Regions from separate parts of the Homo sapiens genome. Here region 2 is linked to region 1. Evidence: chromatin loops called from intact Hi-C (ENCODE). Cell type or tissue: heart left ventricle. All regions are shown on one strand.

What was found. Hi-C counts contacts between places; a loop is a spot of excess contacts. Peaks named below come from ENCODE experiments on the same cell type or tissue, not always from the same donor. Only the 100,000 strongest peaks of a DNase experiment are listed, where the experiment ranks them.
Region 2: it touches region 1 in a loop (3-fold over the local background); 10 of 110 quality-filtered maps call a loop at or near these places.

What each region holds. Positions count from the first base shown.
Region 1 is chr2:196,750,082-196,752,581 of GRCh38, forward strand. No RefSeq gene overlaps it. Among named protein-coding and RNA genes, the nearest start is that of GTF3C3, 48 kb to the right of the region's middle. In heart left ventricle, CTCF peaks have their summits at 1,105 (motif pointing right) and 1,304; a DNase peak (open chromatin) is centred at 1,117.
Region 2 is chr2:196,600,321-196,602,820 of GRCh38, forward strand. No RefSeq gene overlaps it. Among named protein-coding and RNA genes, the nearest start is that of HECW2, 8.0 kb to the left of the region's middle. In heart left ventricle, no CTCF peak of the experiment used is centred here; a DNase peak (open chromatin) is centred at 1,311; H3K27ac peaks cover 461 bases.

The DNA.
Region 1 (2,500 bases):
CGCCCGGCTAATTTTTTGTATTTTTAGTAGAGACGGGGTTTCACCTTGTTAGCCAGGATGGTCTCGATCTCCTGACCTCATGATCCACCCGCCTCGGCCTCCCAAAGTGCTGGGATTACAGGCGTGAGCCACCGCGCCCGGCCAAAAGTATTAAATTTCAAAGACAAAATATCCTCAAGGTCAGAAGACCAAAAGATCAAAAGAATTTACAAAGGCAAAAGACTGTCAGACATTGAGAAACCAATACAGTTAGCAAGGTGACAAGGAAGTGGTGTGGTTGGCAGGATTCTAAGAGAGGCCCCAGGATTCTGTGCCCACTGGTGAACATGCCTGCATCATCCCTAGACTGTGAAAGTGATGGATTTTACTCCCGTAATTAGATCGTATGTCACAGTTAATTTTAAGAAAGGGAGATTATCCTGGCGGGCCTGACCTAATCACATAATCCCTTTAACAGCAATTTTCTCCAGATGCTTGAAGAAGAGAAAGAGATTTAAAGCACAAGAAGGGTTTCATGTGCCCTTGCTGGCTTGAAGAGGAAGAAGCCACGTATGCAGGTGGCCTCTAGCAGCTGAGAGTGGCCCCTGACTGAAAGTCAGCAAGAAAGCAGAGACCTCAGTCCCAAAACTGCACCCACCTGAAGGAGCTTGGCAGCACATTCCTTCCCTGAAGTTGCTTTAGGGCTTGGAGCCAAGTGGAGATGGAGCTGAATGTTGAGTAGAGTTGACCTGGCTCAGTCTGGGCCACCAGTCCATTTCCTGACAGCCCCTCAGCACTTCTGTACCTTTTCCAGCACCCAAAAAGGGTGCCTTGGGGCAGGTAGAATCTACCACCAATAATAATGATTCCTGTCAAAGGAAACCCAAATAGGATTTCTCTCCCAGCCTAGGTGAGGCTTGTAAGTTTCTGATTTCTACTGCCTTTAATGTAGGTGCCAGCACCTCTTCCCACACCTTTAAAATCACTGCTGCCTCTACTGCTCCGAGGCATTGGAGTAGCTGAACAGAGCTATCCTATGTTGTTTCCTCTGATTCTCTAAAGTCTCAGCTTTGCCTCCTTCCATCAGAATCAAGAATCATCGTTTCTTTTGCCTCTTGAGCTGCCTGAAATGGCCTGCAGATGGCAGCACTCTTGACTCTTCTCCGCCTTCAGGGCTTTTGTAAACAGAAGTAAGTTCTTGACAAGCCCTAGCGGACAGACACCAAGTGAGAAGACTTCTGGCTTCCTGAGGAGACTAGGTTCATTTTTGTTTAAGGGAAAGCCGAAAGCTTGCTATAAAGCTTAGCCAAGCCCACAGGCCATGTACTCTTTTTGTACTTCTAATCCTGAAGTAATCTCAGAGAGCTTTGTAAATCCTTCACAATCCACCTCTGTCTCTTAGCCTCTGAGGCGCCCCCAGCTCCCACTTTCCCTGTTAGCTTTCCACATCCGCTATTTCAGTGGTCCTGTTTGTTCTCTATTTTGTTGGTCAGATGTAGATGGGGCTGGTCTGCTTTCTTCTGGGATCCTCCTAAGAACTCCACTCGACTTCCCTAGATCTTCCTTATTTTTCTAAACACAATCCAACTTTATTTTGAAGTTTCATGTTGGCCATAAAAGGGGAAAAAAATTGATAAACTTGATGATACTAAAATCTAAAACTTGAGTCTTAAAGACACCACAAATAAAGTGAAAAGTGACAAAGGCTTAATACTAGAATAAGAATGCCTATGATTCAATAAGAAATATGATCCAATTTTTTAAAAATTGGCAGAGAATCTCAAAAGCGATCCAGAGAAGAAAGAAAAATCCAAAAGGTTTATAAATATATGAAAAGATAGATTTCAACTTAACCAGTATGCAAATGAAACAATTATTTTTCACATATCTGTTGGGACAAAAATATGAAGTTTGAAGCAAGCGTGGGGAAACAGGTATCCTCACACAACTGATACAGCCATTTGGGAGGGCATCGTGGCAGCATGTACTGTGTTCAAATGCATGTACCCTACAATCCAGGAATTATGGCTATGTACACAAGGAGGCACGCAGTTTTTTTCTTTCTCCCCTGGAGAGGCTAACTTGGTTCCTACAGGTCCTGTGCATCCTAGGAGGAAAACTTTAGGCCTTTCCATGTAAATTATCTGCAAGACAAACAGACCTTTATATTGTTAACATTGACACTTGCAGCAGAACTTCAGTGTGTTAGCGCCTTACCATCTCTTTTCTCTCGGGCTTACCAGAGAGACCCTCTAGGAAAACAATGGGAATAGGAAGAGAAAAGATATTGAGGAGAGGGGGAAAAAACCTATCCTGTTACTTAGCAGCTGAAATTATCAAGATATTTTTGGCCTTTAAAAATTTCCTAGAGTTAATGTGAATTGTTTTTCACTCATTCCAAAGCTGGCTTTAGTCTGCAACTCGAAGGTAAACTTTTTCGTTTCGTGGCACACAGAATACACAGCACTATATGTAAGGTATGCTGAGATGAATGGTAAAGGCTGCTCTGGGATTTGCTGGC
Region 2 (2,500 bases), 150 kb before region 1:
TTTTCCCCTTCCCTAGAGACCATGAAAGGCCACATTTTGAAAGATAGCAGCACTGCAACATGAAAGTCTGGCTTTCTGAGTTCCACTTGGAAAAGAGCTACCCAAGAGAATAGCTCCACTTACCCCTAGACTTGTTACATGAATAAGAAATAACCATTTCTCATGTTAAATCACTCATATTTAGGAGTTAGTTGTCAGAACTGCTAGTGTTACTGATCCTAAGCACAAATAAATCTAAAAATGTAAATTATGTTCACATAAGTATAAGAAAAGAAGATAGAGATAGAAAGTTTTCAAGGGGTTGGAATATTAGATAGTAAACACCCTCCCTGAGAAGATGACTTTTAAATAAAGACCGGAGAAAAAGAACCAAACAAGCAGTCATGTGGGGGGAGAGCATTCTAAGAAGGAGAAACAGGCCAGGTGCAGTGGCTCATGCCTGTAATGCCAACAGTTTGGGAGAGCAAGATGGGAGGATCATTTGAGTCCAGGGGGCTAGGTGAGGAGATTACTTAACCCTGGGAGGTCCAGGCTGCAGTGTGCTACGATCATGTCACTACTGTACTCCAGCTTGGGGAACAGAAGAAGACTTTCTCAAAAAAAAGAAGAAGGAGAAGGAGAAGAAGGAGGAGAAGGAGAAGGAGAAGGGAAACAGTAAGTACAAAGGTGCTGACTGTATCAGAGATTCTGTCCACCATCACCTTGTTTTTAAGATTCTTTACAGTAGTATTTGCCCATACCAAGTTTCCAAAAAATATATTATTTTTATGAGCTTCATTCATCCATTTATTCAAAAAAGTTAAGTATTCCAGTATTCCAGGGACTAATACAAAGATATGAGTTTAATGTAAATATAGTTATGATTCTGCTGCAAAGGTATTATTACTATTAATACTTATGTTTCATTTTGTTTTGTGTGTATGATTTCATCTTTCCTGCTTGGTAACAAAAACTTTTTTTTAATCTAAAAAAAGAAAGCCAACCTGATAAAATTAGTTGGCTGAAAAAATATAATGGTTAAAGGATTCTATTTAGATTAATTCTCAACTTGTTTAGTTTGGCAAGCCTCAGTCTCCCAGATTTGTCTCCACTCTCAAGCTAGTGGCTGGGAGGAAAGGTGGCAATGGTGGCTTCTGTGATTGCATGACAGCGGCTGGGTTGCTGGATCCAGCTGTCCTCATGGCATCCTTGAGCGTGCCGGCCTGTCATGGGGAGTGGCCATCTGGGTTGCCTGGACTGCAGAAGGTTGACTGGTCCCACCCTGGTGATTCCACTTATAGCAACTGACGCCTGTGGCTGCTGTGACTCACAGTTTGATCTCACAGTTTGATCTCTCAGCTTGCACGGGGCCCTGCATTGCTCCCTAGCGGATTTGACCTCCTCATAGTTGCTGCTGCTGCTGCTGCTGCTGCTGCTGCTATAGCTTCCTCTAACATTTAGTCACATGTGCCATCAATTCCATGGCCTGGGCTCAGTAAATAAAGTTAAACTCAGAGTTTCTCTCTGCCTAACCATGACACTGCACCCCTGAATTTACTTGGCTACAGCTGCTCTCAGGTTGGCAACAGGGCATCCTGTAAGGCAGTCTCCTTCCTAACCCTTAAATATAAGCTGAAGCAAGCGTCCCTGCCCTAACATATCCACTCTTCTGGGCCAAAGCCCAGAAAGGGCATATATTTTGAGGAATACATCTGCCACACGGTGGGCCTCTCCTGTCTGCCTTATCCCATGACCTGCGAGACCTGGAAGAGATGTCTTTGCTTTCACCGCCCCTTCCTGTTTACCTACGACTTCCTCTGGTCAGAAGCAGAGCCTCTGGGCTTCCCAGTGCCTTTATGGCATGTGTTCCCTCCCAAACGCAGCCACACTGCTAAGCCTCCATGGAGGTAAAGATGGGGAAAGAGGTCTGCTAAACAATGAGGGAAACTAAATCAGGAGGTATTTTTAAAATATTACACTCGCATTATTGGCAAAGGGTATTGAACTCAGTAAGTTCACTATATAATTTCTCTTTTGAGGAATTAGTTGCACTATTATTCTAACTTAATTGTGAGGAAATTGAAGCACAGAAAGGATAAGTCATTTACCAGGATCAGCACCAGGTTTTGAACTCCTCGTGCAGTGGTTTTTCTACCATGGGGTATTGTCTCTTGTGTTAAGCTAAGATAGCTTTAAAATTACTTCTTTCCTGAAGACACCTCAAATTAATCTCACTCTCATTCAAATTACTCGCTTGCTCAGATTTCTTTTGCATTTGTTTAAATCGTTTTTTTAAAGTTTCTTACCTTCTTATTGTTTTTATTTGTTAGTATATTTCATGATGCTACTACCCCCTTATAGCATTTTCAGTAATATTTATATAGGAAAATCCCCAAATCACTTTTTGAATGAATATATATCTTCACGACTTCCTGAGATGAGAAGGCAAAATAAACAAACATATAGAAAGAGATCCCTGAGAGGATAATACTTTGGTTATTATCCTCTAATATTTGGTTAC